2 separate regions of the Homo sapiens genome follow, and region 2 is linked to region 1. A link is a contact called in ENCODE Hi-C data. All regions are on one chromosome and are shown on one strand. The core of a region is the stretch at or near the end of the contact, and the rest is flanking DNA. Distances in the headings are between cores, read along the strand shown. Region 1 has its middle 96 kb from the start of MIR190A. Region 2 has its middle 42 kb from the start of TPM1.

Region 1 (6,428 bases), core at 866-3,365:
AAATACAGTTTAATGGAGAGCAGGCTCCTAAGTATCAACAGTGAAACTGCACAAAGAAGCCCCACAACTACTGCTTGGTTTGCCAGGTTTCCCTACATATAATAAAGCAGCTAGCTGTGAGACACAGGGAGAAAGCCTTATCACCACTCCATGGATGAAAAACCCAAGGCACAAAGAGATGGATTTGCCCAAGGCAATGATCAACAGTCAGAATCAGCTCTAAGATTCAGGCTTCTTGATTGGTGATTCCGAATTCTGTCAATTTTTAAATTGGTGACTCTTTAAAACTTAAGTATAATATCTAGACCAAAAAAACGAACAAAAAAAGTTTCAGAATTGAACACACCCATAGGGTTAGTTCCCAGATCAAGAACAGAATGTTCCCATCCCCGGAAGTCCCCTCCTGTCTCTCTTTTTCACTCACTATCCCTCTATCCCTCCAAAATAGCCACAATCATGACTTCTAAGAGCATAGAATACTTTTGCCTGTTTTTGTCCTTTCTAGAAATAGAAGAATGTGAGTTTTTTTTGGTTTTTGTTTTTGTTTTTTTGCTTCTGGTTTCTCTAGCTAAGCATTATTTTTGTGAGGTTCATCTATATTATTGCATATTCAGATAGATCATTCTCATTGCTATATAGTATCCCATTATTTGATTATACCACAATTTACTTATCCCTTCCATCAAATGCCAAGGGCACTTGGGTAGTTTCCAGTCTGATGCTGTTACAAAGAGTGCTGTTATGAACATTCCTCAAAGTGTCTTTTGATGAATATATGTACACAGTCCTATTGGGTATGTATTTAGGACTGAAATTGCTGAGTCTTAGGGTATACACATGATAAGCTTTAGTAGATACATAGATACTATAATTGGCAAGTTTAAATTTTGTCTATCGAAGTTTAAAACTCACCTGACTATAAAATTCTGTATTTGTTTACATCCAGGCATCTGTCTTAACATTGCTGAATAATTGTCTTCTCTTCTTATCTAGATCACTGAAGAGAGGATCGTGACTTAAACTTGCCTTGAATCTCTATAGTGCTGGGTACTTGGGGCTGGATACAGAGTACTCGTTACATGAATACTTTCTTATTCAAATGTACGAAGAATTGCATAAGCATAGTTCTGCTTCTAGAAGAAAGCCACAGACTTAGACTCAAAGTCTAAGGCAGGGCCACAAAACATCTCAATAGAAAGAATAACTAAACCAGGATTGACTTAAAAGCTTGAGAGCAGAGGTCATGGCTCATCAATCTTTGCATCCTTCACAGTGCCCAACACAATGTCTTATACATAGTAGGTGCTCAGTAAATATTTGCCCCCAAAAATGGAATCAATAAAGAAATGATTGTGAATTGCTTCTATCACATCTGGCTCAAAGTCAAGTGCTTTTTGAGATAGAAAAACAAGATGAATATAGAATTGGGTAAAAGTTGGAAGAAAACATGCGTTAATCCTACTCATGAAAAATATTTCATATAAGGAAAGCAACTTCATTGTTTTAATTTTTCAGCCACTCTTCCCAGAAAGAGAATTCCTGAACCTGTCACTCTGATCCTAAACAATGTGAAACTAAGGAACAGATAAATTTGGGTGCTGGAGATTATATTTTATTCCTCAATAACTAGATGTAGCAGGAGAAGAAAGATTTGAAAATTTTTTTTAAGACCAAAACTTTCTCTAAGAGACCTCCCCTTCAAAGGCTTAAGGTAAGACCTGGGGTGGTGAGGACACAGGCCAAGGGAAGGCCTGATCTTTGGCACAGGCTTGAGTGTCAAGCAACTAAGCCTGGACTTCTCTCTCTGGGCAGCAACAACATTCATAAAGACAGGGCAAGTCACAAGAAACAAAGACGAGATGCTGAGGCATTCCTGAAGGGGCTTTGTGAAGAAAAGGAGGGCTTGGAAAAGAGATCTGAAGTTGACAGCATCTCTCAAGGGTCCCTCAGTCCCCAAAAGACTGAGAGCTGCTGAGGGTAACATAAAGGAAGTGCTTTTTGTTCATTTCATAACCAAATAAGTGAAATACAAACCTCTGCAAGTTATGCTCAGTGGCATGTTTTGACATCTCACTGGAAATCAAATTTCTGCCCCATAAAAGCCAAGAGGTTTTGGCCAGGACCCAAAAGCCTTTCTCAACCTTCTCATTAGCAAGCAAGAGAGTAATCTGAGGTTTCTGACCCATTCTGTAAACTGCAGTATCTCCCCTTCCCTAAAACCAGAAAAACCCCAGAATATGTTCTAAATGGAAAAGGAGCTTTCCTGCAGCCGAAGATGGGAGAGGAGTGACCTCAGGACCTCTGTAGTCAGGCGAGCCAAACCCCTGGGCTCTAGAGAGGAAGGAAAGAGAACACAGCTGGGGATGAGGGTGAAGAGGGGTCATGAAGGGAAAGGAGGGGAAGAACAGGGAAGTACTAGGAAGGTCAGAGACAAAAAAGAAAATGAACATTTACTGAGCACCTACTGTGTACCAGGTTTTTTATATAAAGTATTTCCTTTGATCCTCAAAGCAACTCTGCAAAATAGGTCATGGTATCTCTATTTTCATGGGCAAGAAAATTAATCCTCACCTGAAATTTCATGGCCAGTACCCCCTGACCCCTGGGCAAGTCGGCTCCTAATGTGGGCCCAATGCCTTAGAGGGCTTTGCTTTGGCCCTCCTCTGGCCACACTGCTGTCCAAGAGGTAAATAGTCCCAGGAACAAGGAGGTGCATCCACGCAGAGCCTGTGTAACGCTACTAGACAGTAGTCTAGGTTCCTAGAACCCCAGAATTTTTTGCCCAAACTTCTGCTCACAGTCCACTGGCTAGAACTCATTATGTGCCTCCACAAAGATACAAAGAGACAGATGTACAGCCTGACTTCCTAGCAACAACTCCACAGCATGGAAGGGCCGCATGAATCTTGGGGTCAGTTAATCATCTTGGTCATTCGTGTCCTCAAACCCAGGTCAATTCTATGTCATGAGGAATCTGTGTCCCACCAGACTGCTACTCTACGGCCTGAATTTGGTCTACGTCTTGTGTGTGCATAAAGGGCCTTATCTGGTCAGGTTGCTCAACAGGGTGAAAACACTAAGGAATAGCTTTAACATGGGAGAAAGAACATCGAACTCTCAAATAGACGTCAGCAGCTTGGAGTTAGTAGATTCAATGCAATTCTTCATTAGGTCCTGAAGAGGCAGGGAATTTAGCTACATGCAGGGACCATAGAAATCATAGCTACAGCTGGACTTCTCATCCATTTTTTATCAGATGCCAATCCCAAAGTCGATGATAATTTTGGAAAATTCTTCTGGTCCCTAATACAGCCAGAATACCATTTGCCACTACTATTAATCAGATTTTACATGTCCTTTGCCTGATGGTTAGTGCCAAAAGGTTTGGGAGTCAGACAGTCTTCGGTTTAAATCCCGGGTCTGCCTTTTACTAGCTGTAAGAGCTTGAGCAACTCCCTTCACCTCAGTTTCCTCATGTGTGAAATAGATCTAGGTACCACCTAATAGTGTTATTCTGTGAAGATTAAATGAAAGCATCTGCCCTGGTGCTTGGCACATGGTAGATGCTCAATACATTTAATTCCCTTCCTCCTATCTGTGGCTGATGGGAGCTAGTCACACTTGCGTATTTATTCTCCTACCATCCATCTAGTGATAGAAATATTCAATACAAATTCTTTTCCCAGTATCCAGTGTTTATACAGATACATATTTACACAAGCTATTTTGACAATTTGAAATAATTTTTTGAAGAAGAGCTTCACTGAGATGTAATTCTCATACCACAAAACTAGCCTTTCAAGTGATACATTTCAGTAGGTTTTAGTATATTTAATGGTGTAAGCAGCCATCACTGCTATTTAATTTTAGGATATTTTCATCACCCCCAAAAGAAACCCCAAACCTATTACTAGCCACTTCCCATTTTCTCCCACCCGACTCCCAGCCCTAGGCAACTGCTAGTCTACTTTCTGTCGCTATAGATGTGGCCTATTCTGGACGTTTCATATAATATGTAGTCTTTTGGGCCAGGTGCGGTGGCTCACGCCTGTAATCCCAGCACTTTTGGAGGTCAAGGCGGACTGACCACTTGAGGTCAGGGGTTCGAGACCAGCCTGGCCAACATGGTGAAACCTATCTCTACTGAAAATACGAAAATTAGCCAGGTGTGGTTTCAGGCACCTGTAGTCCCACCTACTCGGGAGGCTGAGGCAGGAGAATTGCTTGAACCCAGGAGGTGGAGGTTGCAGTGAGCTGAGATCATGCCACTACACTCCAGCCTGGGTGACAGACTCCGTCTCAGAAAAAAAAAAAAAGTAGTCTTTTGTGGCTGTTTTTTTTTTTTTTTTTCACTTAGCATAATGTTTTCAGGTTTCATCCATATTGTAGCATATATCAGCACTTCATTCCCTTTTATTCTTGAATCATAGTCCATGTATACTACATTTTGTATATTACATATACTGTATTTTGTTCATTCACTGGTTGATGGTCATCTGGATTATTTCTCCCTTTTAGTTATTATGAGTAATGCTGCTATGAACATTTGTGTACAAATTTTCGTGTGGACATTTGTTTCAAATTCTCTTGGGTATACACTTAAGAGTGGAATTGCTGGGTCATATAGTAACTCTACATTTAAACTTTTGAGAAGCTGACAGACATTCCAAAGTAGCTGCACCATTTACATTCCCATCAGACAGGTAAGACGGTTCTAATTTCTCTGCAACATTAATCATTACCTGTCTTATTATTAATATTAATTAATATTATTAATATTAATAGCTGTCTTTTTAATTATTACCATCCTAATGGGTAAAGTGCTATGTTATTGTGGTTTTGATTTGCATTTCCCTGATGGCTAATGATGTTGAGCATCTTTTCATGTATTTATCGGCAATTTGTAGCTTTTCGTTGAGGAAATGTTAATTTAAATCCTTTGATCATTTTTAATTGGGTTATTTGTCCTTTTATTGAGTTGTAAGAGTTGTTTATAATTTTGAATATAAACATCAGATATATGATTTGAAATATTTTTTCCGCTTCTGTGGGTTGTTTTACGTTCTTGATGATGTCCTTTGAAGAACAAAAGTTTTAAATTTTTATGGAGTCCAATCTGTTTTTTCCTTTTGTTGTTTGCACTTTTGGTGTCATATCTAAGAAGGTGTTGCTTAATCTAAGGTAATGAAGATTTATTCCCATGTTTTCTTTTAAGAGTGTGTGGTTTTAGCTCTTACATTTAAGTCTCTGATCCAGTTTGTGTTAATTTCTGCATATGGTGTGAGATAGAGATTCTGACTTAACTCTTTTGTATGTAGATATCCAGTTGCCAGACCAAGCACCATTTGTTAAAAAGTTTGTTTTTTCTCTAATAAAAAATCAGTTGACCATAAATGTGTCTATTTCTTTCTCAGCTCTCAATTCCATTCCATTGATCTATATTTCTATTCTTATCCTAGTATCACATAATTTTGATTACTATAGCTGTCTAGTAAGTTTTGAAATTGGGGCGTGTGAGTCCTCCAGTTTTTTTTTTTTCAGGATTGTTTTGACTTTTGGATTCCTTGATTTTACATATGAATTTTAGGATCAGCTTGGCAACATCTACAAAAAAGACAGCTGAGATTTTGGTAGGGATTGCATTGACTCTGTACATCAATTTGGAGAGTAATGCCATCTTAACCATATTAAGTCTTTCAATCCATGAACATGGGACATCTTTTTATTTATTTAAGTCTTTTTTAATTTCTTTCAATGGTGTTTGGTAATTTTCAGTGTATAAATTTTAAATTTTTTAGTTATATTCTTAGTTTCATTTTTCAGATTGTTTCTTGTTAATGTATAGAAATACAATTGATTTTTGTATATTGTATAAATGTATAATATATAAATGTACTTTTTTGTTTGTTGATTGGTTTGTTTTGATGGATTCTTGCTCTGTTGTTCAGGCTGGAGTGCAGTGGTGTGATCTTGGCTCACTGCAACCTCCACCCCCTGGGTTCAAGAGATTCTCCCACCTCAGCCTCCCAAGTAGCTGGGATTACAGGCATGCACCATCATGCCCAGCTAATTTTTGTATTTTTAGTAGAGATGGAATTTTGCCATGTTGGCCAGGCTTCTGTAAGTGTGTATTTGTATTTTGTCACGTATCCTACAACCTTTTGAACTCATTTAATAATTCTAATAATTTCTTGGTTTCTAATAATTTCTAGAATTTTCTGTATACAAGATCATGTTATCTATAAATACAACTAGTTTTACTTCTTCCTTTGCAATCTAGATGCCTTCAATTTTTTTTTTCTTGCCAATTGCTGTGGCTAGAACCTCCAGTACAGTGTTGCATAGAAGCGGCAAGAGTGGACATCCTTGTCTTGTTACTGGTATTAAAGGAAAAGCTCCCAGTCTTTCACTATTAAGTATGATGTTAG
Region 2 (6,428 bases), core at 1,895-4,394, 80 kb before region 1:
TCAGGTTCAGCTGACTCCAACACTCCCACACTTTCAGTGACGCTGCCATGAATCTCCATGGAAGGGAACTAACACTATTGGCCCCCTCCCCTGCTTGACCAGTTCTGTCAAGCACTGGGTAATTGGGGATGTAGTAATAAATCAAGCCATACTTCCCGGGGGATACAAATCACATTGCTGCTTCCACTTTTTAAAGTCAATTTCATCTTAGGCTTCTTGGGACTGCCACCAATGCCTAGCCACAGAGAGGGCCAGGGTCCATGGAAAGTGCTGAGATGCTGATGTGTACACATGTGCTCTATTGCGTCCTCATGGACCGTGCTCTACTTCATCCAACAGTCATGCTGATTACCTTCATATTAATGGGACAATGTATGGTTGGGCACCCCCCTTCCTCCCTGCTTCCTTCTCACTCATCGGCTTTCAGCCTGGAGCACATACCTGTGGTTAAATTATTAAACCTTACAACAGGATAGAAATGATGACAGCTGTAATCCCTACACACACACACACACACACACACACACACACACACACACTTTCACGCCACTAACAATTTGCTGAAAATGCTGACTTAATAGTATTAACCTAATGGCTGGGTTGAAATAATGATAATAATGATAATGATGATAGTAATAGTAAAAGAATTGCTCTCAAATCATTCTGACAGGTATTGCAGCTTCAGTTGCCACGCTCATTCCCTGAGAAAGAATTTGCATTTTAAGATTCAGTTCGTTTCAGGCAAACGGCTCCCCAGGAAGATAAATGAGCCTTTAATGAGGTTTTTCCTTGCCCAGAGTGAAATCTTACTCCTTTCTGCAAAAGCAGGTGAACACCAATTTCCAGACAGGATTCAGGCCAAACCTCTACATTTCCAGACTTCCAGGGGGCAGACTGGAAAATGACATCTATTAAAAATCCTGCGCTCATGCCTGTAATCCCAGCACTTTGGGAGGCCAAGGTGGGTGGATCGCCTGAGGTCAGGAGTTCAAGACCAGCCTGGCCAACATGGTGAAACCCCGTCTGTACTAAAAAATCCAAAAATTAGCCAGGCATGGTGGTGGGGGCCCGTAGTTCCAACTACTTGGGAGGCCGAGGCAGGAGAAGTGCTTGAATGCGGTAGGCAGAGGTTGCAGTGAGCCGAGATCGTACCATTGCACTCCAGCCTGGGTGACAGAGTGAGACTCTGTCTCAAAAATAAATAAATAAATAAATAAATAAATAAATAAATAAATAAATAAATCTTGGGCTCTGATTTAAAGTGGTCCCCAGTGGGGTGTCATTGCACTGTGGCGGTGTTTTGGATGGGGGCATGATGTGGCAGGAATGTGGCTTTCTGGCTCTCTCTGGCCCAGCAATGGTGGGAGCTTTTTTGGAACACCCCTAAAAACCAGGGTAAGTATCTTCCCTCTAGCCATAGCAGGCAGACCACGGTTTGAAATGCTCCAGCCAGTTAAAGAAGTAGCATTGGGGTGCAGACCCCAAAGGTGTCTCCACAAAGACTTGCTGAATGCCTACCGTATGTGGTTCTACACAGATGAAGATGACTAGGATATAGCTTGAACCCAGGAGGTGGAGGTTGCGGTGAGCCAAGCCCACGCCATTGCTCTCCAGCCTGGGCAACAAGAGAAAAACTCCGTTTCAAAAAAAAAAAAAATGCTATTTGAGAGATAGTCTTGTTCAGCCCTTCTAAAACTCTTCTGTTCACTTGCCCTAGTTTTAAGGGTTCCCATCTGGTATCTTAGTCTTGGGATGTCCCTGTGCTGTGGAGTTGTCTGTGGGACAGTAACCATATTTATGTTACTCTTTACTATTTTGCTATATAATATTCTATTGTTATTAAGTTATAGTTTATAATTTCCATGATTATTCTTCCTTTTACCCATTAATTATTTAGAGGGGCATTCAGAAATTTTCTTAACACATGGGTTGTGTGGAAATGTTTTGGTTACTGACGTTATAATTTTATTGCACTGAGGTTTGTGAATATGATCTGTATAATATCAATTCTTTGATGCCTTTTGGTATTTTCTTTGTGGCCTAGGGTACATGGTTAGTTCTTGTAAGTATGTACTTGAATAGCTGTTTATTCTTTATTTTTGAGGTGCAAGTTTTCATAAATAACTGTGGTTCGACTCTGCTGTATCCTTCACAATTTTTTGGTCTGATTCAATGCTTTCTGAGAGAAGTGATTAAAATCTACCACTTTGATTATTCATTGTCAATAATATCTTTTTGTCGGTTTTTGCTTTATATATTTCGAAGTTGTGTTGTAAGGTTACACAGGTTCAGGTTAACTATATTTTTTTTTTTGGTGAATTGTTCTTTATCAAGACCTTTTTATTGCCAAGTTTTTGTCTTAAGGCTTATTTTGTTTCAAATTAATATTGTCAAGATCAACTTCTTTTAGTTAGTATTACCTGGAATATTTTTTCTTAATCTTTTGGTTTTGATCCTTTCCTGTTTTTGGTTTTAAATGTGTCTTTTAGAATAGCTTTTAGCTGGATTGCAGTGCCTAGACCACTGCCTAGTATGCATAGTAGGTGCTTAATAATTATTTGTTGAATGAATGAATGAAAAAATTAAATCTAATCTGAAAATTTATCCTTTAACAGATGAGTTTAATCTGTTATAATTCTTGTGATTATTGATATTTGACCGACTTCTACCACTTTTTGTTTTCTAAATACATGTTTTATATTTCCTTCTCTTTTTATTTTCCTGCTTTATTGACTTCTACTGGATTAGTCGAATAGGTTTTATTTCATTTCCCCTTCTACTATATTGAAAGTGATTCCTTTTCTGTTGTTGAGAAGTGATTGAGTTCTCAATCACTTCCTATCTCTGTGCTACCAAGAAGAAAATAGAGAAAAGAAATAATAACAGCTATTTATTGTATATCTTGGTCAACATTTGGAATAAAGGACATTTGCTAACTATGCCCTTTGATCAGCACAATAACCCTGTAAATTCAATGTTAGAATGCCCATTTTACAGATAAGAACTTCGAGATTCAGATAGTTTAAGTGACCTGTCCAAGGCCCTACAGCCAGTGACCAGCAGATCTGGGGATGAAACTTGTTCTCTGTGATTTCACAGTATGCGTTTCCTGCTGCCAGCCACACTGCTGATGCAAAGGCCAACCCCAGATTGCTGTAGGACAGTTATCACAGTATTTCTTAGTTCCCACAGCCATATTCTGGTCACCAGACCTTGTTATCTCCGTGTCCTTGTGATAATTCAGAAATGGAAATGAATGAACACAGGCCTGGGGTACAAGTTCTGGGCACAAGAGAGCCATGAGCTGAGAAGTAAACAGAACCCTTAAAGCCCTCCAAAATTAAATTGGTCATAATCTGAATGAATTCTGTCAACTCTTTTTAATAACATCTCCAAATCAGCCACTTACTGTGTTGGGAATGCATTCTCTTCTCCCATTTGATACTTAGCTGGAGCCCGTTAATAAGCAGACAAAAAGAACTGTAATTCTTGCTACTATCTCTGCAAATTGATTTTCAGCTATTTGTTCTTTCTTCAAACAGCTTCCAATCTGCTTTGATTGTCTCCCTCTGGAAAGGGTCTGACGGCCCAGATTAGAGAGGGGGAGGAACATAGGGCCACATGGTCACTGGCTATAGGAGAGCAAGGACAGAAGCTTCTGAAGCTGTATTAATATTCAGTGTCAGTCGCAGGATGGATGGGAGAGGGAACAAGCTTCGGGAGCCTTTGATGAGGTCACCCACAGAGGAGGCAGGTGCTATGAATAAGATTACCCACAATCCCACAAGCTCCCGATGAATTCCCATTGCAGTAAACAATGTCCAGTGGAATGGTAATCCTGGGGTTGGATGTCCTGCTGATTTTGCAGGGGTACAGGTGCATCTTTGTCTGAAAGGGCGGTGTTCCTTTCTAGGATGAGAGTATGAAAGAATGTGACCAAATTTCTGAAATTCCATTCAGGGACTGCAGCCATGCCCAGTAACTGCACCCGCAAGCGTGTCTGCGAGGCGTGCAGCCCGGGCTGGCCAGAGGGCCTCACTGGGCCCTGTTCAGGATTTCATCTCTAGTGGAGGCACATGCGTCAACTCGCCCTTGAGAGGCACTTTTCAAAGTGGGTACCATCTGAATCCAAGCCAGTTGGTGGGGGTACAGGGTTGGTTGTGCCTGTTAAAATGTGGATCTGGGGCCCCACCCTAGACTTACTGAGTCAGAATCTAATAGGAGGATGCCAGGAATCTACATTTCCAATAAGTGGCTGGGGTGATTTTGGTACCAAGTCTAACTTGTTCTTCAGGGACTCTCTGCAGGTGCCGGCAGCCTCCTGTTGGGTGGCTGGGCTGGTGCGAGGGGGCACATACTGTTAGAGTAGATGAATAGTTAGACATAAACAAAAAAGAGAGCCCCTGGGGAGGAAGTTTTGGAAAATGTTATGTTCCAGAGACTACTTAAAACATGTATGTTAAATATAAACAGAGAGGAGGGAAAATGCCAATGCAGAAAAAGTGCCCCCAAACGCTCCTTAAGACGTCTTGTAATTTTGTAGTTAACCTGTCAAAATGTAGCTAGCTATGTATTAATAGAAAGGTAAAAAGGGCAAAGAAAATATTCCTAAGAAATCCACAGGCACAGTAAGTACAGTTGTAACCCCCCTGTGACCCTTCTGTGGTGGCGGTACATGAGCAAGGCCACCATTAGGTAAGGTTCGTATTGATTACCTGGCCCTGCACAAGTGTATCAATGACAGTGAGGGAAATTCCACAAACCTAGGTGAAAACTAGGAGGGAGCAAAAGTGGAGACTTAAAACAAAAGCAGAAAACTAAACAAAGAAAAAGGTGGAGTGTTAAGATGGAGGCAGGAGCTTAAAGAAACAGTCTGGCATAATAAAAACTGCAATACAAAAGTATCAGGGCTGCTCCCAGCCGGAAGAGCCCAGTCCTCTCTTGGAGTTTACTCTTATTTCCTTTTGCTTACTTTACTAATTGGTCTCTTAGCCAAATTCTTTCCTCCAGAAGGACTAAAAACCGAAGACTCCACACTTCCCAGTAACAATAGGAAGTGACAGAAGGGCCCTGGATGAGGAATCCTGACCCCAGCTTTCTCCTTAGCTTGCTCTGTGACTTTGAGCACGTCATGTTGTCACCGTGGGCCTCATTTTCTGGTCTGTTAAGTAAGTGCCACCCAGAGCTTCTTAGTAGAGGAACAGGACCAGAATTAATGGCCCAACTCTCTGTTTTGGACATAAGAGTCTGAGGTGGGAGTAGAACTTCTGACTGGAGGTAATAATTACAGCTCGTTTTCATCGCATGCTTACTGTGTGCCAGGCACTGCTGTAGAGATTTAGGCATGAGTATTTTTCTTTCATCACAGCCCCATGAGGTTGCACTTTCATATTATCAGTTTACAGATAAAGAACATGAGGCGAAGAATAGTTAAGGTCATAGCTAGTAAGAGGTGGAACAGGATTCCAAACGCAGACACTCAGACACCAGAACTTTCGCTGTTACAATAAAGATCTACTATATCTCTCCATCGTAAATGTCCTGCTGGCAATTGGAAATACCTGAAACAGCTAAGAGGCTTGCTCATCAGGCAGATGTGGCAGTCATCAAAATAGAGGTGACAGGTGGAAAGCCAGAGAGATATTTAAAGAGTGTGGAGTTGCAGCACCAGTAAATACCTGTTGACTTAACCAGCCCAGGGTAACAGCCCTTTGAACTTCTGTATGGTTGTAAAAATGTGACTTTGTTGAGGGGAGTTTAAAGCATGATTGCAGGTAGGTGTAGAAATCTTGGGTGAGGGGAAGGGGACATTTGCTAGCACCCTGCCCCCACCTGCCCAGCATGCTCTAGAGGTAATGGCCCTTTCCTTTATAGAGATTTAGGGCCGGAAATAGGTCCCTGCTCATTGTTTCAGAGCTCTGAAGACACGTTTGGGAAGTTACAAAGCAACCATGATGCCATACTTCCTTCACCGTAGAGACTTGTCCAGTAGATGACACTGGGTGTAATTTGGTCTCAGGCAGAACTGGGCCAGAATTTGATAGTGGGTAAAGCAGGTCCTTGCAGAAGGCTAAATTACAGGGGGTAATGCCTCCTTGCTAGTCCTCCTGGACTAGCAAGGGGCTGGATTTTCCATGGAAGGGAATGACCTTGTTGGTGGCAGATGCCATTCTATGGCCTTCTCATCTCTGTGTGCCCTCCTGGGGGTGGGGGTGGTCCCTTTTCTGCCCCAGCGTCAACTCTCACCTTCATGATAAGATTCCATAATCTTCGCCTCTAGCTTGGACCTCTCTCTGGCCTCAGGCTTTTATTTATATCCACCTCCTGGACCTCTGTATGTGGAGGCCCCGCTGGTAACTCACGCTCCATTTGTCCTGGTCTATTTCCCACAACTCCTGCCCTCTTTTGCTCTTCTCTTGTTAATAGAA

Evidence for each region. Hi-C counts contacts between places; a loop is a spot of excess contacts on that map.
Region 2: a loop to region 1 is called in a map of endothelial cell of hepatic sinusoid, with 5 times the contacts of the local background. The contact joins two enhancer-like sites. A Hi-C loop is called at or near these places in 4 of 168 maps with a recorded cell type or tissue (IMR-90, endothelial cell of hepatic sinusoid, heart left ventricle and 1 more) and 1 of 37 single-sample maps with no recorded cell type.

What each region holds. Positions count from the first base shown.
Region 1 is chr15:62,916,680-62,923,107 of GRCh38, reverse strand. No RefSeq gene overlaps it. Among named protein-coding and RNA genes, the nearest start is that of MIR190A, 96 kb to the right of the region's middle. Within about 2 kb of position 2,115, at least 6 of the 41 ENCODE cell types and tissues checked have a DNase peak (open chromatin) inside an H3K27ac peak, as active enhancers do; they include heart right ventricle, where a contact is called at or near this core.
Region 2 is chr15:62,997,652-63,004,079 of GRCh38, reverse strand. No RefSeq gene overlaps it. Among named protein-coding and RNA genes, the nearest start is that of TPM1, 42 kb to the left of the region's middle. Within about 2 kb of position 3,144, at least 4 of the 41 ENCODE cell types and tissues checked have a DNase peak (open chromatin) inside an H3K27ac peak, as active enhancers do; they include heart right ventricle, where a contact is called at or near this core.